Regions from separate parts of the Homo sapiens genome. Here regions 2 and 3 are each linked to region 1. A link is a loop called in an ENCODE intact Hi-C map of the cell type or tissue named here. Cell type or tissue: endothelial cell of umbilical vein. All regions are shown on one strand. Region 1 overlaps CDKN2B-AS1 (CDKN2B and CDKN2A antisense cis and trans regulatory RNA 1). Region 2 has its middle 200 kb from the start of CDKN2B. Region 3 holds the start of DMRTA1 (DMRT like family A1).

Evidence for each region. Hi-C counts contacts between places; a loop is a spot of excess contacts. Peaks named below come from ENCODE experiments on the same cell type or tissue, not always from the same donor. Only the 100,000 strongest peaks of a DNase experiment are listed, where the experiment ranks them.
Region 2: a loop joins it to region 1, with 2.0 times the contacts of the local background. A loop is called at or near these places in 4 of 110 quality-filtered maps.
Region 3: a loop joins it to region 1, with 4 times the contacts of the local background. A loop is called at or near these places in 2 of 110 quality-filtered maps.

Annotation. Positions count from the first base shown.
Region 1 is chr9:22,114,935-22,122,934 of GRCh38, reverse strand. CDKN2B-AS1 (CDKN2B and CDKN2A antisense cis and trans regulatory RNA 1) reads right to left here. Exons shown (of 19, transcript NR_003529.4): 17 at 4,168-4,291; 18 at 2,525-2,735; 19 at 2,222-2,431. Among named protein-coding and RNA genes, the nearest start is that of CDKN2B, 110 kb to the right of the region's middle. RefSeq lists enhancers at 4,306-4,951, 4,424-5,623. In endothelial cell of umbilical vein, a CTCF peak has its summit at 3,170 (motif pointing right); DNase peaks (open chromatin) are centred at 3,164, 5,224 and 5,964; H3K27ac peaks cover 1,687 bases.
Region 2 is chr9:22,208,619-22,216,618 of GRCh38, reverse strand. No RefSeq gene overlaps it. Among named protein-coding and RNA genes, the nearest start is that of CDKN2B, 200 kb to the right of the region's middle. In endothelial cell of umbilical vein, no CTCF peak of the experiment used is centred here; DNase peaks (open chromatin) are centred at 1,848 and 4,758; H3K27ac peaks cover 1,258 bases.
Region 3 is chr9:22,443,551-22,451,550 of GRCh38, reverse strand. It overlaps DMRTA1 (DMRT like family A1), which reads right to left and starts at 4,727. Exons shown (of 2, transcript NM_022160.3): 1 at 3,819-4,727; 2 at 1-487. The coding sequence starts at 4,485. RefSeq lists an enhancer at 4,052-4,551. In endothelial cell of umbilical vein, a CTCF peak has its summit at 4,048; DNase peaks (open chromatin) are centred at 4,120 and 4,790; H3K4me3 peaks cover 1,582 bases; H3K27ac peaks cover 1,575 bases; H3K27me3 peaks cover 462 bases.

The sequences.
Region 1 (8,000 bases):
TTCTTCACAGAAATAGAAAAAAAAATTCTAAAATTTATATGGAACCACAAAAGACCCCAAACAGCCAAAGCAATCCTAAGCAAAAAGAACAAAGCTGGAGTTATCACACTACCAGACATCAAAGTATACTACAAAGCTATAGTAAACAAAATAGCATGGTACTGGTATAAAAACAGACACATAGATCAATAGAACAGAATAGAGAACCCAGAAATTAATCCACATATCTACAACCACCTGATTTTTAACAAAGATATCAAGAACACTCAGTGGGTAAAGGACAGTCTCCTCAACGAATGGTGCTGGGAAAACTGGATATCTATATGCAGAAGAATTAAACTAGATTCCCGTCTCTCACCCTATATAAATATCATTGCAAAATGGATCAAAAACCTAAATGTAAGACATGAAAAATAGAATTACTAGAAGAAAACATAGAAGAAATGCTTCAGGACCTTGGTCTGGGCAAAAATTTTCTGAATAATACCTTAAAAACATAGGTAACACAAACAAAATACACAAATGGGATTATATCAATCCAAATAGCTTTTGTACAGCAAAGGAAGTAATCAACAGAGTGAATATACAAACTACAGAATGGAAGAAAATATTTGCAAACTACTCATCTGACAAGAGATTAATATCTAGAATATATAAGGGACTCAAACATCTCAACAGTAAAAACAATCTAATTAAAGAGTAGGAAAATGATCTGAACAGACGTTTCTCAAAAGAACACATACAAATGGCCAATAAATATATGAAAAAATGCTCAACATCCCTAATCATCAGGGAGATGTGAATTGAAGCTGCAATGAGGTATCATCTCACCCCAGTTAGGATGACTATTGTCAAAGAGACAAAAAAAAAAAAATAACAAATGCTGGCAGGGATTTGGAGAAAAGGGAATTCTTATACACTGTTGGTGGGAACGTAAACTAGTACAACCACTATGGAGGACAGAATGGAGGTTCCTCAAAAAACTACGAATAGTACTATGGTATGATTGAGCAATCCCATTACTAGCAATTTATCCAAAGGAAAGAAAATCATTATATCAAAGAGACATCTACAGACCATGTTTATTGCAGTACTATTCACAATAGCCAAGTTATAGAATCAATCCAGGCATCCAAAAACAAAGGAATGGACAAAGAAAATATGGTATATATACACAATGAAATACTATTAAGCCATAAAAAGCAATAAAATCCTGGATGGATGCTCTTGGAGGACACTGTGTTAAGTGAAATAAGCCAGGAACAGAAATTTCCTACTAAACACCGCATGTTCTCACTCACATACAGAAGCTGAAAAAGTTGATTTCATAGAAGTAAAAAGTAGAACAGAGGATACTAGAAGCTAGGAAAAGTAGGGGGAAGGGAGGGATAGGGAGAGAATTGTTAAAGGATACAAAATTATAGCTACATAGAAAGAATAAGTTCTGGTGTTCTATACCCACTATAGGATGACTGGGTATGCGAATTACCCTGATCTGATCACTATACATTATATATATCAAAGCGCCACTATGTACCCTATGAATTTTGTACAGTTTTTTTTTAGTTTTAAAAGAATAAAAATTACTTTGAGCAAAGCATCAGGATCCTTAAAAGAGGATATATTTTGTGTTTCTTTTTGAGCAACCTCTACCCATCTACCCATCACCCTTGCCATTATCAATCTAATCTATCTCCAAGTTAGTTTGGTTGAGGTAAGTGGCTATTTCCTCTTTTTTTTAAAACCAGTACATTTTATGTGCATTGTTTTGATCTTTAAAACATTAGTGATTATGTGTTATGGGGTGAAAAAGTATTATAACATGAAAAGAGAGCTGTTTTTATTGTCTGAGCCCAGTTTTATTTTGTAAATTTGTATGTATATAGCATAGTTGTTAAAATCATTACTCTAAGGTTAGACTGCTTAAGTTCAAATCCCAGCCAATTACCAGCGGTGCAACTTCTTTATGCTTCTGTCTCTTCATATGTAACATGGGGATAATAGCAACCACCTTATAAGGTTGTTATGAGGATTACATGAGTTACCAGTAACACATGTAAAATGCCTAGACAGCATCTGGCACTAGGTAAGCATTACATGTTCACTATGGTGATGATAATGATGATGATGATGATGATGATGATGATAATGATGGATATAATGATGATGGAGATGATAATGATGACAACACAGGAAAATATACCAGAAAGACATATGCCAATATGTTATTACTGGATAATTTTTATTTTCTTCATTTTGTTTATCCACATGTTTACCTTTCTTGTGACTTTTTAATATTTTTGAAACAAGGTTATTTTTTTAAAAAAACCATTAGTAGAGAGATATAGGTTCCAGTCCTGGTTCTGCCACAGCTTTGATCTATATGCTTGGGCAAATCACTTTTCATCTTTCTGTATTTCAATTTCCTAACCTGTAAAAGGAGAAAAAAAAGGTAGAAGTGCTTACAATAGTGACAGTAATACCATATAATCCTGGAGCCCCTGACATTTTACAAAGCACTTACTTATGCAGTAGCTCACAAGGAAACACACATTAGTATCTCCCATGCTCTCAGCCTCATTTAAAAATCATTTAATCTGATTTGCAAAAACAGCTGACCAGTGTGCTGCAAAGCATAAATCTTGACTCTGGCCCTAGCCTCCATGTAGCAGAAAGCTGCAAAGGCCTCAATAGCTCATGCATCCCACAATGTTCAACTTGCTGTCTGTAAGATACTGGGAAGAACGAGACAAGGAAAGAATAAAATGAAGGCAATCATATTTATGAAACAACTGTAATATAGATCATTATAGTGTATACAATCGTTACAACTCATTGAATCTTCACAACAACCTAAGTGGAAGGTTTATTTCCCATATTTCAGACATAACTTTCTCATAAAGGTTTAATATCAGTGCCCAAGATCACACAGCTACTAACTTCAAACAAGGATTTATATGAAAGTCTAGCTGAACCCAAGCTCAAGTTCATGCTAAAGTTCTATGCCACCTCACTGAAATTTGACAGCCACTGGGTTTGGGATGTTGGTTATTGTTTTAACTTGACTGCTAAGCCTCAAGCCCACTGAAGAACTCTGCTAGATAAATGGTACCAAGAACCTAATGCAGTGAGGGAAAGTATTTTACTACAAACAACTAGCCTATAGATGGCGACAGCTTTCAACCCTTTTGGACCCAGACTGGCACTCATCATGAAAGCTTTAATCCAAAAATGTCACTGTATGTCAAATGCGCCCTGAAATAGCCAGACCTCCCAAGTCTATCAGGTAGTGACTGAGACAGCTATTGAGCAATGATAATTCTTCCACACCTACAGTATAATAGAGAACAAACACTTCTGAAGGATGGTCATTGTTCCATATAATAAATATTGGCAGTGAATAAGCTCATGACCCTTTTTTTCTTCCTTGTTCTTCCTCATTTCTCTTTCACCAACACACTTCTTTGCTCGCCTAACTTGATGAATTATAGCCCCAAGAGCGCATAAGAGTGAAGTCAGCATAATATACATTGCTAAAAAGTTCCGAATCAGTCAAATGGAACTTGACTGCCTCTTCAAAGGAAGTAGCATAAAAAGGAAAGAGCAATGAATTTACTGTGTTTGCCTAACTCCATTAAATTGGAATGCTTGGCCTTGAATAAGCAAAATCATAATTACATGTTAAGATATATCTGTGTTATCTTCATGTCATCTTAATGAATGCTTACTAGATGCCAGACACAGTGTACTATATATTATTGCACTTGGGCCTCACAATAATCCTACAAGACAGGCACAGTTATTACACCCATATTGAATGAGGAAACTGAGGCACAAAATTCTACATAACTTTCCTAATGTAACAGAGCAAAAACAAATGAAAAATGATAGCATAGTGATTCATACTCCAGCAGCCTGACTCCAATGCCTACCTTTTCTTAAAGCAAGATCCCGATTGCCTAAGTACAATGGTCAGATAGGCAGGTATGCACCCCTAAATAAGAACTTTCTTCTTTAATCATTTTCATGATATCTCCCCATCCATTTAACAATCCTATATTCAGCAGTTCGTGTGATGAAAATGGACAAAAGGATTACAGCATGCTACAAAGCAAAGGCCACTGTGAAATTCACATACATGTGAATTTCAGCAGCAGAGTCACTCACCTACTGGATCACAGACCATACTTGCACTGGAATTGCTCTGAGCTAACTTATGGTGAATCTACTTAAGGGATTAAGTTTTATTCTTCTTATTACTTGTACTCCAAGTCTGGACTGTGAGACATAGCTGTTAAAAAACGAAAGGTAAAGGGAAAACCATCAGCCTGTGGAACAGCTGTCACTGATTTGTTGCAGGGAAAAAAGTTCATAAACCTTTTAACTCCACAGAGGTTCTTCTCTCTCCATAAAGTTACCCTTCCCAAAGCCAAGGACTGAGAAGGAATGATGACAGGAAAACAGGTTCCTTGTTGTCTCGAGTGGCTTATTGACATCTTTGAGATTTTTCAGACTAAGTGACACCCATTTAGCTGGCTATGCCCTTCATAGCAATGATTTTCTTCAGGTACTTTCTCCCTGTTGAGAGGGAGTGGAGTGGGGTGGGGCAGGGAACATACCATAATATGAGTCTCTCTCTCTGTGTGTCTCTCTTTCTCTCTCTCTCTCTCTCTCCCCATTTTCACTTTTAGTACATGTTAGCATAAGAGTGAGCCTATTCGCACAGCTAATTGAAGGTGACTATGTGGTGCAACTAAAAGGCAATGTGGAGAGAATGGCTCATGACAAGGGAGCTAGCAGAGCCCCACCCTGGGCAACTCTCTCCTTTGTTAGAAACATCTGCCAAGAAGGCATGTGATCATCTGAAGACAGCACAGTCCTAGGAGTCAGAAAGTCAGGATCCAAGCGCTACCCATCCTGCAGTTTTAGGCAAGTTCCTTTCCCTGCTGAGACTCCAATTGCCTCACTGTTACAGGACGTAAAATCTCATTAGATTGGCAGGAGGAACTAATGAAATCACACACAGGCAGATACATTCTGTAAACTCCAGAGGCCTGTGCCAAATGCTGGTTGTGAGTTTATTTTTCAAAGGTTTGAACTTGCCTCTCACTCTAACCGGGAGCTTGTCCTTGATCCTTGAACCTCTTCCCAGGCCTGGGAGAGGTAAAAACCTGATATTGCCTTGGGTGTGACCCCAGTCAGTCTTGCTAATAAACATTCCTTCCTGTTTCTCCACAGTGACAAAGGAGGAGGGCAGCAAGGTCCGAGGAGAGCGGCAGGGGCCACAGCAAGTGCGGACCTCAGCAGGGGATAGCAAGAGTTTGCTCAAGCTGAGTCAGCCCCCTGTTTTTTCCTATTTAAATGATTCACTTGCTAAGGCAAACCAGTCCGAGATGTATGAATCCTCCTCTCCTCTCCCACGAGCTTCCAAATGAGTTGCTGCTTTTTGTTTTTGTTTTTCCTATTTTCCTTCTCCTTCCTTGGAAACATGATTTCAGGGTTTTCAATTTCAGGTTAAGATTCCCCCCCAACCCTTCATTTAAGTGCCCTGGGAGGAGGGGTTGTCATATCAAAGAAACACTATGCTGATATTCTTTACTTTGAATCTATTTAAATGGCCATGTTAAATAGTTGTTTATATTCCTTAAGCTTCCTTATTGATTTTGCACACAAGTAGGTTAAATTAAAAATAAACAAAATTTCATAGCATATAATAAACTGAGAAGTCTGAGCTCTTTAGAAATTAAGCTCTAAATATGTGAATTTTCTATATCTTAAAAGGTTTATTATAGTAAACACCCAAGACATTTTCCAAGTCTTTTGAATGGGAATTTCTTCTGCATGCATAAGATGCATAACATTTTTCTTCATAATAAAATAACAGCTTTTTGTTCATTATTAGAAGTCATTCCCCTTACATTCTTTCAACACTCCCAGCTTCCATTTGATCTTCCTCCCATATTTATGTGAGGTCAAGTTTACTTGAGGCCTTTCTTCCATGTTCTGCTTAATCTTCATGTACATCTGTAGTCATAATATTCCTTTTAGCCAAGTTATTCAGGAAGAATGGTTTTACTATTTGGTTACATCTGGACAGTTATGACATTCTCCAGTTTAAAACTCCCCAGTAACATCTCACTGTCATTAGAATGGTAACCAAATGTCTTTCCATGACCTATAGGACCTTTTATGGCCTCAGCACTGCCTATTTCTCCAATCAGCCTCCCTTTCATCCCCTGTGGTCCCACATTGGCTTTGTCTCTGTCCCTCCAATGGGCCAAGTTGTCTCAAGTTCTCTGTATTTGCCATTGCTGTTTCCCTCATTTTCATCTCACTGTCTCCTTCTCCTCATTTAGGTCTTGGGTCAAATGTCACCTCCTCAGAGAGGCTATCCCTGTCTTCCACATCAAGCAGGCTATATTTTCCTTCCTGCTCGATTTTCATCCCAGTAGTTATAGCACTATCTGAATACTTTTATTTGTTTTCTTATTTACTAGTTTGTATGTACATTCATACTCTGTTGGGTCTGTTATGCATTGTGAGGGAAAGGCTTTATCTGTTAATTAATGTATCACAGTTTCCAGAACAGTTGTGGCACATAAGACCATTCAGTAAATACTAGTTGAAGAAATAAACCCTGGCTCATCTCCATACCTACTCAAACTTATATCCGTTTGATATACACCGTTTGAGTATATCAAACAGATATACATATCATGGGGAGTACAGACTACCTTGTGTCTCATCACACATTGCATAATCTAGTCCAAATTATCAATTATAAAAGTATCCTCAGATGTTTGTCAAAACAGTAAGAAGTTGATCATGTCCAATGTCATTTGATCCAATTTTGGAAAGAGATAAAGAAGCTAAGAGAATGTTGAGCATACACTCTAATTTATTGGGCAGCTCTTTTCATACTTTTTCAACAAGACATAACTAATAGCTGAAAATAGTAAATAATCATGCTTAGCTGAAGGGATCCGAACAGGAGTAAAAAATGGTCCCAAGGGCTAAGTATCTTTGAGTTCTCATGATTCACTTATAAAATTCAGATGAATATGAATTTTTCATCCTAATTCATTACATATCTCAGTTTTATTTAATATAAAAGAAAATTTCCCCAAATTGTTACATATAAAATATGTCCTCCAGCACAATATGCCCTGTTTACCCTAGAAAACCACCAATAATCCCCAAGTCCATGTGATCCAAGCTGATAATCACATAGAAATGATTCTGGAAGAACCTTAATGGGAGCACAGGTCCCACCCACCCCTTGCTACCCCATGTACTTGTTCCCATCTTCACCCAAGAGAGGAAACACTCTGGAACTAGGGCAGCTTAAGTGAAGCAGAGTGAAAAGGAATGTGAAGTTTTGAGAAGAAAGAAAAGGCTAAAGTGTCTATCTTTCCACATTGCTTTTTTCAGGTTTCTCTTCGGAATCACTTCCCTGCTGTCTTTCTTTCCATGTACTTGGTGATGTAAAAGGTTTAAGTCTCCCTCGCTTCTGAGAGGGGAGACCCTGGAGTGATCATATATCGCAGTTTTCTCAGAACCATCCTAGTTTATGCATGCGTCCTGGCATAAGTGTTAGTACCCTGTTTTCATTTGTACAAAATATGCTCACTAAGGGACACCTTCCCCAGTCTTCCCTCCTTGAAAGTATAAGTAGAACCAAACTAAAGAGGTCATGCACAACATAATGTAAATCTTCTTCAGCCTAACTTTAAGCCACCAAGGAAGAGGAGTCCTTGTGACTCAGACACAAAAGCATTTGGAGTCCAAACATTGGTACATACTAATGAAGTTTCCTTTGTCTGACATAGCTCTACAGCTGGGAATCTATAATTACCATTTGGTGCTCATTGAAGATGGGGGGTTCAGGATTCAGGCCATCTTGCAAATACTACAATAACATTTCTAAGGAAAAGACAGAAGGGGCAACCAGGATAGTAAGGGAGAATTTGGTTAACTGAAAATCATCGGGCCATGAGTTA
Region 2 (8,000 bases), 94 kb before region 1:
AAAGTGTTTTGTTGTGTGTGGATATTTGTTAAATTGGTGTCCTTGCGGAGGTAGGTTGGGGGATGATCGGTGGGGCCTTCTATTTCTTCACCTTGCTCCAACCCCCTTTCATTCTTTTATTAAAAGTATTAAGTGCTCAGCAGGTAAGATGTAAGCATTAATCTAGGCACTATAGAAACAGTTATAAACAATATGAAGTACTTCCCACACTACTACCACTCCATCTCATGGAGTTTACGTTCTAATAAAGAAGAAAGATAAGTAGATAGACAAATTAATGTGTTAGTAGAGTTCGGTTTTATGAAGAAAATAACAGCACGGCTAGAAAGTGAGTGAGGTGATACTATAGAAAATGTGGCCAGCTGTGGTCTTTCTAAGAAGGCAAGACTTTAACAAAGACTTGGAAGACATAAAGGAATAAGCCACAAAATATCTCAGAGAAGGGTGTTCTGGCTACAAGGAGTGACAAATGCAAAGGTCCTGAAACAAGAACATGAAGGATGTGTTAGATTTTTTTAAAAGGACAATATTTTATGATTTGAGTAATATTTTACCTATAGAATCTTAAATTTTTAACACAGGATTGATGCACTACACACCAGAATATACTAACAGAGCACCTGCTCTGCCAATGCCAGGCTGATTGCTCTGGAGACACAGACTGTTTCAAGAAACTGAGTGAGTAGGCTCTGGAAATTGGAAGTGATCTTAGTATTTAAGTTCAGTCACTCAACTACAATCTCTGAAACTGGGGGAAATATGTTCTGTCTGCATCACGTAATCAAAGTTTAATTTTTTTAAGGAACAATAGGAATGTCACTTGCAAAACAGAAATGGAGGTTTATCTTTCAGAGACTAAAATATTTAAGTAGTCATAAATCAACTGCTTATTTCTCTACTTAGTGATTTACTGCCTTATCAAAGGCATCTCCTTGTTAGCTTTTTATGAGGATTATCGTCTAAAGCCAGCTTCCAAAATTAGAGGCTAATAAATGATTAGTTACATGTCTAGATGTGCCACAGCTGATGTAGGAGTAATAAAAAATCCTCCCCCATTCCCCCATAATTCAGCGGGTGATTAGTCTGTGTCCACTGGCACAATCTTGTAAAGTTCTGGAAATCATTCTGTTAATACGTTCAATACAGACAGCTTGGGGAAAAGCCTCTTCAAAGTGGCTTTTAAGAAATTTAGTAATCTAATTTGGCTGTTAATACTAATCATATTTTGAAGTCTCAAACGTCTGCCTCCTTCTGTCATCTGTTTGTAGACAGAGGCAGATATTGAGGTTTTGATATTTATTTATAATTTTGAAAATCATGGTTTTCTCTAGTGTGCCGTTAGATTTCACCCATCTGGATTCAGATTCCACTAATTTTGGAAGTCCACATAATGCTGACAGTATCATTAAAAAAAGTGATGTCTTTAAGGTAAATCTTTTTTTCTGGAAAATTTTTAAGTACTTTATGCAAAACTATTAGCAAGGGGTGGAGATATTTTATATTGCATTACAGAGCAAAAATGTTTATGTACCTCAGAATTATCCTTTCCAGCCCACTTTAGACATGTTGGTATGTCCTGTGTTGGAAGACATTTAGAAAATAAGTAGGTTAGAGAGACAGACAGACAGACAGACAGACAGACAGAAACTGTTGAACACTCATAGCATGAATACTATAGATCACTAGGACCTCAGGCCTCTTTCTCAAGTTTGCAAGTCTAGAAATTTCATATGTTCAATTTTCTCAGGCTTGATCAGCTTCCTGGAACCTGACTCATTCTAACAATCTCACACAAGAATATTTACAGAAAGTTTACATTTGCAGCCACTTAAAAAATTCATTAGAAGAAATCTCTCAGAGCAAGATCTAAGGCCAATCACCTTCCTTCTCATGGGAGGAAATATTCAGTTGTAATGTTTAGTTGGTAGAGAGAGAATTCAAACCAGAGAAGTTGGTATTCTGTAGCAGATGTCACTATTGATATTAGAAAGAATGGAAAACAGAGCTGCTGCTAAAGTAAGCAAGCTGACAGCTGAGGCAGAAGTGTATCAACAGCAGTATGTTCACGGGATCACCACATTGACGATTCAGCCCAGTTATCTGGCAGTGCATAAACTCAGTGCTGTTGGTACAATCACAGAAGATCAACCAGAGGTAGAATAATTATTGTTAATCTAATTCATATGGGTGTATATGCTGGTTAGTAGTGTTCTTCAAGAAATTTTTCTGGCTTTCCAGTTTCCTGGTACATAGTAGGACTGCATTTCCCTACCTCGCTGATATTAGATGTGAATTCATTGCTTTCGCCAAAAAAAAAAAAAAAAAAAAAAAGTGGATAGAAGTAAAATGTGTCACTTCCAGGCAGAAGCTCTAAGAGGCAGTGTGTTATTTGCTACATCTTTTGTTACGGTTATCATGGAAACACAGGTTGAGATGACTGTAATAAGCAAAGCCCTATGTCAGTCTTTGTTAGACATATATGTGAGAAAGAAATAAGTGATTGTTGGATTAAGCCATTGAGACAGTGAGGTTTTTCCTACTGAAACACAATCCAGTCTATGCTTCCTGTTGTAGTATTCAACCCAATATTTAAAAGTATTTATTTTAAATTGAGGCACCACATTTTTGGAATCAAGATTCACTGACAAGCTAATTAATACATACTTGGAAGTTGACTTGATATTTATATATCTAGAAAAAAAGGGAATTAGAGAGTGTTATAAATGGAAAAGCATGATGAACAATTACTGCAATGTAATAGAGCATTTTCTCTGGCGATTGCATTAGACCTACTTGCCAAGCACCATAGCTCATTCACTGATTCATTTACTTCTTCATTCACTCCACAGATATTTATCAAATGCTGATTATATGACAAGACCTACACTGGATCCTTGGGATACAACCATAAGATAATTGTGACAGTCCCAATCCTTACAAAGGTACCATCTTAGTCTCTTTATTCCTATTTTTTAGATCCTGTGATGATTGCATACTTTCTGCCAATGCATGTTCTTTTTCCATAACTGCTTAGACTACCACTTTTCTTAGTTTTGTTCTTGTTCTAAATATATGTTTTAGATCAATCCCTCTCAAATGATTAGGTTTTCCCCTAATTTATCACAGAATGACACTTTTGTAAAATACCAAAAACAATTACTAGAAAAATATATTGTGCAATTGGATATGAAAGCAATAAGCTATAAGCTATAAAAGCTATAAAAGTTTCTAAATGGTTACTCACGAGTTCTATATTTATTTTTTTCCAGACAGGCAAAAAGTTCATAGACCATCATTTGTCTATGGACCACACTTTGAACACAACTGCTCTGGACAAGCAGGTAGATCTTAAACAAACTATATTTTTTGTTTTCTTTTATGAAACCATCTGCCTCTTAATCACTAAAATTGTGAAGTTTTACACAGTGGATAATTTCTTCAGGGTGGTGTCCCATTGCCCATTCAGCTCACTACATGTATTATTTAGTTAATATTTTTAAATCAATTAATATTTCATATGAATACATTTTTAATATCTACTCCATATAAATGGAAACCAATTTCACTTGCCAGAAATAAAACATAATAAAATGTAACTCTAAAAAGGAGTGTTATGAAGGGAGATGTTGCCTGCCCTGAGAAGAGCTAACATTTCACTAACACCACACTGAAACTTCCTGCTTGACATACTCAGAAAACTGAAAGGGAATTAAAAAGAGAGAATTTTCTCATTATGTGTTTTAATGCCATTTAATGCCTAATTCATGATCCACCTAACATCATTTCAAGGACCAAACAGTAGTCACTCTTTATTTTTTAAAAATAATTTAACTCTCCCATTTTGAAGATTAACTTGAAATTGTCCTCTATGAATACGTCTGTTGACAGTCACAAATCAGTCAGTCATATCATATGGATAACTATAATTGAACAGGGGTGTTAAATACCACCATTTCTTTTCTTAAATCTCTGTCTTATGGACTACTGATGCTGTAGACCACAAACTCGCTTCAGTTTCTGAAAGTAGTATGTTCGCCAGATCTAAATGGTCTCTATGGAATTTTTTTTGAGCCCTAGTACAGCGTCTGGCATATACTAAATACCCAACAAACTTGTATTTCTTCCTTCTTCCATTAACAATCAGCTCCTTTTCCTGATGAGATAGGAAAATATGTATTAATTACTGGAATTCCCTCTTAGGCTCTCTTGTTGTTACAAAGAAAAAGACTGTCAATTTTCACCCACTTCTTTTTTTTACCATTACAAATATTTAATCATAACCCACAATTACAGTATTAGTTATATTACCTAACAGGCCTCAAAAGGTTTGGCTTGGTCTTTGTGTTTTCATAAATGTCCACAACTCTATCCAGCTTACTGCATTGATTTGACATTAGGGAGCAGACTCCAAGGACAGAAGAAGACTCATTTAGCCAGTTGTTTATTCCCCATGAATTGCCTCAGCTAAACACCAGACCAGAGCTTCTGTGTGCACTAGGTCAAGCCATGAATATGCACAGGTCAAATAATTAAACTTGTATAATATTCCCAGAGATGTGAACATGAGAGGAATATTTATCACAATGGAAAGATCCTGCCGCAGATATTTCTTACCTAATGTTGAACTTTTATCAAAGAATTTTTTTTTCAACTAGCTGTTTCAAAAAAAAAAAAAAAGGCTAAACATACAGTGTCTCCTCTCCCCCTTCAGGATACAAACCACAGAATTCCGATGACTCACCCAAAAATAGCTTATGAATATGCCACAGGCGGAAGGGCATGCTGTTTAGTTCTTTAAAACTTCCTGCCAAACTGAAGAAACTGAACATACACAGATATTTGGGGACTAACTCTGAGGAATAATGAGAATTTAATCCCTTGTAGTCTTCAGGGTTAGCAACAGCTTGCCTGACATGTCCGGTTACATCCTGTTTGCTACACATGTGACTCCTCAAAAAAATAATAATATAATATTAATAGCACAATGTTTCATTGTTAAGATTGCTGTCACTGTGCTAATGGCTCCCCAGTATTTGCAGCCATAAGTAGACTAAGTCACTTCTTGGATGAATTCTAAATGAAAGGTTTTATGAAACAAACATATTGCCATTATGACTCTAAAATAAAAAGCCAGGATTCAATGTAAAGAATTTGACGGCAGCATAAGCCCCTAAAAAGGAAAGACAGTAAAGCATAGTGATTGAAATCTTGGCGGTGATTCCCAGTTCTTACACCGATTATGTCACCTTTAGCAGTTACTTGAACTCTCTAAGTTCTAATTTTCCCATATGTAACATAAGGATGATAATAATTCTATCTATGTCTAGGGTTCTTGTGAGGACTAAATAAAGGCATGTAAGCATACAAGGAATACTGCTCAGAAAATAAATTATCCCATGCATTCTCCTTCTCATAAATGAATCTGAAAACCAAAACCATTAGGTGACCTAAGAAAGATCACACACCTCATCAGTGCAGTGCCAAGACGGGTCAGTATAATGCTGTGGTTAAAAACATGGGCTCTGGAACAAGTCCATCCCGAGTTTAAATCTCAGTTTTTCTACTTGCTAGCTGTATAAACTTGGGCAAGTCACTTAACTTTTCTGTCTCTCAATTTTCTCATCTACAAAAGTCAAATAATAATAGTACTTCTCTCACCAGGTTATTATGACAACTTAAAAACGTAATACATGCAACTGCCACATAACAATCAAAAAAATACGATCGATTACACTAACATTGGGAATATCTGGTTCTTCCAAAAGCAAAGGTTAATGTAAAATATATGTCAACAATGCCAGACTTTTTAAACTTTATCTATAAAAACAGCCCTCACTTAAAAATAAACAACTTAAAAATTGGATATAGTTTAATAGTGACCAGAATATTTGCAGATGTCTTCTCAGATGAAGGTACACGTCTTCAATCATGGCTATGTGTCGTATTTTTCTTTTCCTATGAGGGAAAGATAGAAGACAAGCCATTCAAAAACATTTCAAACAACAACCCCAATTGCTGAAAAGTCACTTTGCAGTTTGAAAAGAATACTAACATTCAGCTGCTCTTGACATTTACAAGGAAATGTAAAGCAATGGAAAGGGCACCACACTCCCCTTTCCAGTTCAGGTTCTGCCACTTGGCCAGTCATAATGAAATTACTTGACCTCTGAGTCACCATCTACAAAATAGGGCATTTAACGATGTCTGCCTTATTACAGTTACTACACAGAACAAGTGTGTGCCATGTTTCATGAAATTTAAGATATTGTATTCATGTTGAAGACATAATATTATGCTATTTTAACTAATATATTCAAAACTATTCTGAAACAGTTAAAGGTCAGAAAACTACTTTTGTTCTTTGCTTATTACATATTCACAGGACATAGAGACTCTCATCTTAAGAAATAGTGAAGAAAAGAAACAGGAGAAAATCTTCAAATCCCAGAGGAAAAAAATTGTTTTAAACTTATCACCCTTGACAGGTGATAAAGAGGCATGCAAGACTACACTTTTTTTTTTCTTTTTTTGAGATGGAGTCTCATTTTGTCGCCCAGGCTGGAGTGTAGTGGCACAGTCTAGGCTCACTACAAGCTCCGCCTCCCGGGTTCACACCATTCTCCTGCCTCAGCCTCCCGAGTAGCTGGGACTACAGGTGCCCACCACCATGCCCGGCTAATTTTTTGTATTTTTAGTAGAGACGGGGTTTCACCGTGTTAGCCAGGATGGTTTTGATCTCCTGACCTCGTGACCCACCCACCTTGGCCTACCAAAGTGCTGGGATTACAGGCGTGAGCCACCGCGCCGGCCAAGACTATACATTTTTATATCTCTTGACAAGAATTAACACAGAGTCCCTCACATAGTAAGTGCTTAAGGCATATTTGTTAAAGGAGTAGATGGGACATAAATAAAATTTTAGGAACCAATTTACAATGGACACCACTATAACCCTATTCCAACCCTATTAAGACCTAATTTGAAAGTCACAGATCTAGACCCAGCCATCGATGGCCTAATAGAATTATGTGGCTATAACTGCCAGTACCTCCAAAAAAAGGTTAAAAAGTGGCATAGATAAAAAAGGTCTCCCCATCCCATGATTTTTCTTCCAGGAATAGACTAGACTTTGCCTTTGCATTGTCTGAAATCCTGCAAGTCAGTTGCAATCCCAAATTGTAACCAAATGGTCAACAAACCCTAGAAACCACATTTCCTACCCTCAATAGATAGGATTTCCAAAATGAAAGTGAAAGTATTCAATGGTCTTTGTACTTCATATGTAACATGAAGCACCAGAAGACACAAATGGGAATGTTTAGTGATGTGGGGGTTGGATGGGGGCTTGAATAGATCATGACCCCTCAGGACCCCTCCCACCTTCCAGGAGAGAACTTGCGGACCAGAACCCTGCTTGAAGACTTCAGGGAGCCCCACAATTCAGACTACTCCCTCCTAATCATATCACAACCAAAGATCATATGAAGACTATTCTTCAGAGTTTCATATATCTGCTGGCAGAGCACTTTGGGTGTGTCAGAACCTCACCAGACAGACACTGACTCATTATTGGATGAGAAGCAAAGTGATAATTAGGTTGGTCATATGTAACTTGCCATTGCCAGCCAAGTATTCAAAGCCCTTTCAGAAATTATTCATTAGCTTACTTCCTTGATACCCTGAAATATTCCTAAGACCACAGCCACCACAGACTCCTGCATCCTCTTACCACCATGAGTTTGCTTCTGTCTCCTCTGATGGCTCTCCTAGCATGTTACAGCGACTTCTGTACAAATCTAATGCAGAATCTTGGAGGCTCTTCTTAGTAGACTCTCAGTAAATATTTATTCAATGCAATTCAGTCACATTTAGAGATAGCAGATAGTAAAGATCACTAGATTTCCTAAGTGCATCTGTAAATCTGTTGCCTAGGTCAGAGTGATAGCAAGTTGTTTCCTTACAGAAAAAACAATGTTCTCAAATGCACTGCACTGAGCCTC
Region 3 (8,000 bases), 330 kb before region 1:
GTGTTTTCCAGTTCTTCTGAGTTTGCTAGGTTCCTGTTGTCTGGCTTGTGTTCTTTGCCATTTAAAACCTGTTCAATGGCTTGGACCACATCCCCTTTGCAGAACCGTAGAATGCCTTCTAGCCGGCTGCGCCTGTAATTTGGGAAAATCTTAGTAAGGATATCAAGAGGATCTCTTGGTCTTGAGGACACTGTCGGAAGGCTTGCCTTGGTCGCAGTCAAGTCTTTGACCCATTCACTTTCATTTCCTGATTCCAGATCAGAGGATGATAAGGACCTGGGACTCTCTTCACCTCCTGATTGCTCTCCAGGATGAGGAGACAGGATACTATCAGGCTTGTTGGAGTATTCTGAAATAGATGACCCGATACTTTGTTTCCCAATGACACCATTAGACCTAGAAGATGATCCTAGGTAAAGCTGATGGGATTTGGAGATCAGTTCTTCTTGTCCATTCTGGCATGACTCACATTTACTCTCTTTTTGTTCTGGAGAAGAGGGGGAAAAAAAAATCAAATACAGGGAAGACTTCCCAGAATGTGGTACTGCTCACTCAAAAATAATGCTGGATAATATAATTAATTCACTCCTATTAATTAGTAATATTTATACACTCCAAGACATTTTAATGAATAACTCAAATTTAAAAGATTATTCAGAAATGCAGGTGCTGGAATAGTGAAAAGTATACTATTATATCATCTCAGAATCACAAAGGTATGCAATATTAAAATGCAATTATATTTAGGAATCAGAAGATGAGAGTGTATTGTTACCCCAAATTGTCTGCATAACACCAATATGGCACACTGTCTGTTCTATCTTGGTTGTGTGGGATCTTCCTAAATGTCACCTAAGTTTTGTTGTTATCTAAGTGATATTTTTTCAGAATGACACTATGGAAAGAGAACTGAATAAAATGAATAAGGAATAAAAGGAATAATCTTAGTTTGAAAATGAATATTCTATTTAATCACTAATGCTAAATTTTAACAATTGGTTTTTTATCTCATATTTCAGGTTATAATTAATTTACTTGAATAATGTAAAAAAAAACTGTTCATTTCATTTCAGATTTAAACCAATAAGTACTATTGCTATGTCAATCCCAAATCATACTAGAGCTTGCATATTTCATTTTATGAGAGATGACACAGACGGTATTTTTCATAATCCTCTATGAAATGTACTTTCTTTTTCAATCCTTAAGAAATATCAATAACAGACTTTAAAAGCAAATTGTTTGTAAAAGAAAATTATAAACTGTCCTATTGCAATCTACACAAATCCTCAAATTGTCTTTTAAAAACAACATATTAGGCATTTGCTTTAAATCACAGCCCTCCTCCAATGTTAGGGGCAATTTTCCAAAAGTACTTTTACACAAAGTTCTGGTTTTTCTATCTCAACATGTTGAGCATATTAATCAAACAAGAATATGTTAATACCCTTTACTAGGTTAACACCACAAAAATTAAAATAGCCATATTTACTATGTAACTTTTACTTTGGTTTACATTTTCTATTACCCTAGAGATATATAGGTAAGAGTAAACTGTTAAGTGGAGTGTGCAGAGTAATTCTGTCCAACTTCCTTTTTCTACCAAGTTTATGAATGTCACAAAACAAATATTGCCTAAGACAGTGATTTGTAAATATGATTTGCAATACTCCAGTTTTCTCCAGTTTTCTTAAGAAGAATTCAGTTCTAAATTCTAAAGAAATAGCTATAGTTTATTTTAAAATTAAAGTGTATACAATTTAGCATTTTGAAGTTCAAAATGCTGTTCCTATATGCTGTTCCCATAAGCATATGAAAAAAAGAATGTCACTACTGCAAAAATTGCAAACACTCTATAGGATTTTCAACTTTAAATAACACAATAATACTTTTCTAATGAAATTTGCCAAGTGGAAATAGATTAGCATTAGTCCTCCATTCCACTTTACTTGTAAATATGAATGAGCATGCCCCCGAACATGTCAATTATCAACATTTCATCTCTATAGCAATTTATGCATGAAATCATAAAATAATGTCTTGTTATATTTTACTCACAGTACAATATATGTAATGAAATACCAATTTGCATAAGATTATTTAGAAAATATGGTGTCTTTAAAATATAATACCACTTATATCGTCTCTCTGTCTTCTCAAGTCCTACAGCTTGCTTTACTTCTATTGCATTTATCATTGTATATTAAGCCTTGCATTGTAGTTTTTGGATACATATAGTCTGCCTTCTTTTGAATATAAGGTTCTTCTGTGTAGGAAAAACTTGTTCACTTCTAAATCACTGTTAGTCTTTGTCTAATGAATGAGTAAATTAAATAGACTATTTTACCACAGTTCATGGCTATTGTGTAAGAGAACCAGTCAATTTAGAAAGCTATTGAAGTAACCTTTCAAACATTAGCTTGCTTCTTATGGGGGAGGGGGCATCATCTGAGGCAAAGAACAAAGTAAAATAATTAGCTCTATAAAACAGAACACTTTGGTACCAACTAGAAATCACATAAATCAGTGTCTCACAGGGAGATGTCAGCCATTTCACTATCGGTGTAGTTTCAGGAATTCTCACTTTTACTTCTCTTTCATAGCACTTTTACTTAATAACTGTGCTCTTTAGCACCTTCATCTTTCATGGGAATTGTAGAAAGTCTGTTTTGCCTACTCAAATAAATTAGAATATGTGCAAAAGTTGACACATGCAAACACAAAATTCACTCTGAACTGAATGCCTCATTTCAATTCACAGAATTTTTCGAATGTACTGTGTGAGTAGAACTTCAAGCAGCCATTGAGCGAAAAAATCTGTTGAGATCTGCAATTTTCATAATTCAAGGAAGGTTTCTAATTAATAGTTTACTGTATAGCTATCATACAATTTCATATAATACAGCTTTATAAGTTTTGTATAAGTTTTTGACTTATACAAAAAAAAAATCACAATGATATTTTCACTGCTTAGTAGGCCCTGTGGAGGGCTATGAAGTTCACTAAAATATATCTCCTAACGCAGGAAATGAAGGCAACTGACTCGCAGTCAAAAAATAAGAGAAAAATAATGAAAACTCCTTGGATAAAAAACCTCTAATATTGAACTTTGAAATTCTTACCTATGGTTTTACAAATTACATTTTGCGAAAACAATTTAGAGTGAAGAAACAAAGAAAGACGATGGTTTGGTAGATTTCAGTCTCTTCCCCACATCAAGCTTGCAACAAATGTTTGCCCCAACATGTAGTAAAGAACTGCATCCCCAACTATCAGAGTTTCCCACGCAAAATCAGCTCTGGTTTTACAGCTGAAAACAGTCCAGAGCAGGGAGGATCACCTGAGCCTGGGGAGGTTGAGGCTGCAGTGAGCTGTAATGGCGCCACTGCACTCCAGCCTGGGCAACAGAGTGAGATCCTGTCTGGAAAGAGTACAGAGCAGACTCAAACACAGCACCTCTTACGAAGCTTTTCGCTCAATGCCTGCTTGAAGTTCTACTCACACAGTGAAAGTCAAATCAACTTCCGAGTAAATAACTCTACTCCTAGGGTGAATTGCTCATTTGTTACCACCCATGCTTCATTTTTTCATTATCTCATCCTATCACCTGAGGGAACAACAGTAAATTCCTCCAAAGTGAAGGCGATGGGGTCTCTCACACTCTCATTAATGTCCATATTGCTGAGCAGTTCCCCAAAACTTAAAGTGTTTCTTTTAAACAACTATTCCTGCCCGCCTATGGACACGGTGGCTTGTTTCAGAGTTTCTTTCCAGAACAACCATTCCTTGAGCAAAGAGTAAATCAAAGACCAACTCACCTTGTTTTTCCTCAGGATAATCTTGCTGGAAAACTTCGAAAGCGGGGGTCGCGGAACCACTGGCCTGTCTCAAGGCACCCAGTCCCAGCGCAGCCCCCGCCGCAGGGCCGCCCGTGGACTGTGGATTCTCGGCTCTGCCGCCGCCCCCGGATGCCCGACCACCGGGGGGCCAGGAGAGCCCCGAGCACAGGAGCCTCTGTAGCCCCCGGGCTTCGCTCTCCTCCTGCGCCTGCTGCCTGCGCAGCGCCACCTGGGCGGCCATGACGCGCTGGCGCTCGGCGATCAGGGTGCACTTGGCACACGCGCAGTCCCGCCAGCGGCAGAAGCGCTTGTGGCCCTTGAGCGCTGACACCACACCATGGTTACGACAGCGGGCGCACTTGGGCGTCCGCGGGTAGCCGCAGCCCACCGCGCCTACCCCGCTCTCCAGCCCGGGAGCCGGCGGGCAGCCTCCGCTTCCCGAGGTGGCGGCAGCGGCGGCGGCGGCCGCGGCCGCTGCTCGCAGAAAGAGGCTGGGCGGCCGCAGGAACGCTGGGGGAACCTGCATCCCCGATGGTACCGGCAACGCCGGGGACGGGGGCGGAGGGGCAGCCACCACTAGCCCAGGGGCCAAGTGAGGTCGGCCGCTAACGCCTCGGTCTCTGCTGCCACACTGTGACCGCTCCATTCCCGAGAAATTTCTGGCCGGGAGTCCCAAGTGGAAAGTGCGCTGACCGCAGCTAACCCTGCTGGGAGGCTGGGGAAGCCGGGGCAGGACGCGCCGTGGTCCTACTGAGCTCCACCCGCGCACGGACAAAAGTTTTACACTCTTTCCACTCGGAAGGAGTTGGGACGACCGCGTCCTGGAGCTGGAGACGCTGAGAGGTGCAGCTGTCCCGTGAGCCTGGCAGAGACCCCGGGCGCTAAGTTAATGCCTTTGTGCCTCCAGCCAAGAAGGCAAGGCTAGAGAGGCTACCCCGCCCACCCAGGCTCCCGGCCCAGCGCGGAAGCCGGGGGAGGGCCCGGGGCGGGGAGTGGGGACCTTCTGGGAGGAGGGCGGCGGGGAATCCGTCCAATGGGCTGCAAATGTCTCCTCCCCCAAAAAAAGCCCGTTTCTACTTGCTTCCCTAGGAGTTCTCGACGTCTATTTTTGTAAACTAGCCTTTGCAGCCTCCCCTTTTACTGCCCTTTTGAAATTAAGCAGAGTTTGAATTTCTCCTTTTCCCACTTCCACGCTTCTCCTAAGAAAGTCTGAAGATTTGGATTTTGAGTTCTCCTTTCGGGTTCCCAGATGAAGTCTTCATGTCTGCAGCAGTTTGGCCAATGTTAGTGGGATCCCAGCTTGATAGACTACGAATTTGTTACCCACCAGAAAGATGCCTTATTTTAAATGGGTCTTAGGACAGCATCAAAACAATGGATAAATAACTAAGGGAAGTGATTCACATTCAGATTCTTTTCATGCATTCTATTTATTTACACATGCGAATTTGGGTTGTGTGTACTCTATTTTAAAATACTGCTACTTTAAAAAAGTTATCAAACTCTTCTCTGCGCCTATTTATAGGCAGCGATTGTGTTAAAGCTGTTTCAAAAATACTTATGTCTATTGTAAAGTATTGGGGAAAGTCGTTTAGATCATTATTTAAATATGCTGTCATGAATGCATTCTTCACATATGAATTTAATGCCTTTAATTATAAGAAAAGACCATAAGGCGTTTAAGTCAAAAGAGCATCTGAGATAGAAAATTCATGAATGTTTATTCTTAATGGAAGGTAGCGTCAGCACTCTGCCAGCTCTTCAAGATGGTATCCAACTACCTTGGACAAGTTATTCATTTTCCATCCCTAAGATAGCAATTAATAATGATATTTTTACCATTCCACCTGTTCACATTCAGAGCAGATATTGCTGATCTATCTGGCCTTTCTCCTACCAACCTACTCAACACCATCACCACCACTACCATCCTCTCATACAAACATCCTATCGTAGAAGTTTTCCACCCTTCCTAAGAACTGGAACTACCTAGGGAACTTTTAAAAGAGATGGACACTCCAATCTACGTAATGTATTCTGATTCTTTTTGTCTGTGTCTTAAACTCTGAAGGTGAAAATTACATACAATGTTTAGAACTACCACTCAAGGAATTCCTAACCTCTGGGGGTTCTATGATATCCAACCTTTCTCACAACTCTTTATCTTTGTTCAAGCTACTCCTGCCTAAAATGTACTGATGCCCTAACTGTGGACTCACATCCGTCCTTTGAGAGATGAGTTTTTAGTTCTAAATGGATCATTAAAATACAATGAATTACCTAACGAGAAAGCAATTTTCTTTTCTATTCTTTTTAGGAGCTTCAGGTTACATAATGGGAATGTTCAGCTTAATGCAAATATGTCTTTTAAATTTTTAAAATACCTTTTAATTGTGTTTTTCAATAACAACAACAAAGAGCAGCAAGTAAAATGTTTACCTAGAGTTTAGCGATATTTTTCTGTTTTTATTTGATTTTTAAAGTTATCTTATAATTATGGAAAGTGATATTGGTTTTCCTCCAAGGAAGTAAAAATAGTTTTTAAATAAATGTATTTAAGTTAAATATTTGTCAATTTAAATGAAGAATTATGCAGATAATGCATACATCGCCAAAAAATTGAGGTCTGGAAAACATTGTCTTGGTGGTTTTGGAGTCAAAAAGTGTTGCTCTCAAATTCTGGATCCACTTTTAGTAAGTTACTTTATCTCACTCTGTCCTCAATTTTCTCATTTGTAAAATGAGAATAATCATATGGTTACTTGAGGATTAAACGAGATAACTTACCTAAATCATAATGTATATAATAAAATGCATATTTTACTGTTCCTAACACCTAGGTTCTCGATATATATTACTTTTCTTAATAAAAGAGTTTTAAATATTAATATTTAGGAATGATATTTCAAGTGCTAAATGAGAATTTTATTATATTTTAGAAGAACTTCTTTGTCTTAAATGAACTCAAAAACCAGACTTGTTATACATTCAGTCAAATATAGAAGAAAGGTATCCAAAATTGTTGGTGAACCAAAATTAGATTGGTATTAAAAATGTAACCATTTTCATAGTAAGTATCCCATCTTGGAATTTGTGTGATTGGCCTACGTGGTGACAGTGCTTTCAGGAGAAAAGATTATTGGCCAGGAAATCAAGAGAGATGGGTTCAAATAAGCAGTGTATCTGACAGAAGATAAGGGCACTTCCAATGACCAGATTTGTGGTGTTGAAAAGTAACTCTATCTTTTTGGTCTCGGTTACTCAGTTGCAAAATGAAACAGTTGGGTTAAATAATTTCTAAGATTATTTAAACTTTAATGATTTATGACTTTAATACAGGCATGTCTAATACAAGATCATTGTGTTTCTGATATACTAGCAATGGAAAATCTGAAATGAAATGAAAAAAAAAAATATTTCACCCTAACACTGAAGTAGCTCTCTATTACTATAAGACAAAATAGATTTCAGAGCAAGTAATATTACTAGGGATAATATTTACTTCATGAAAATACCATTATTCTAAATACGTATGCACCTAATAACATTGCCTCAAAATACAAGAAACAAAAACAACTGTAAAAAGAAATAGATATATCCACAATTATGGTCAGATTTCAACATCCTCCTTCAATAATTGATAGTATAGGCAGAAAACCAGTAAAGATATAGACAATTTGAGCCACACTGTCAACAGATAGATCCAGTGAAATATATACAGCATTCAAGTCAACAACTACAGAATGCTTGTCTTTTTGAAGTGCATATGGAACATTTACCAATCAATCAAATTCGGGACCATAAAAGCAAGGATGAATAAAAGGATTCAAATTGTATGAAGTATGCTTTTTGACCACAATGGAATTGAAACAGAAATCAATAAAAGAAATAAATCAAGAAAAGTCCTAAAGTGTGTGGAAATTAATAACACATTTTAAAATAACCCATATTAAAAGGAGAAATATAAAGGAAAATGGTATTTAAACTGAGTAAAAATGAAAATACAACATATCAAAATTTGTGGGATGCAGTTAAAACCATACTTTGGGGAGTCATTTATATCACTAAACACCTATATTATTAATAAGAAATCTCAAACCAATGACCTCAGTTTCCAACTTGGGAAACTAGAAGTGGAGCATTAAATTCAACCAAAATAAG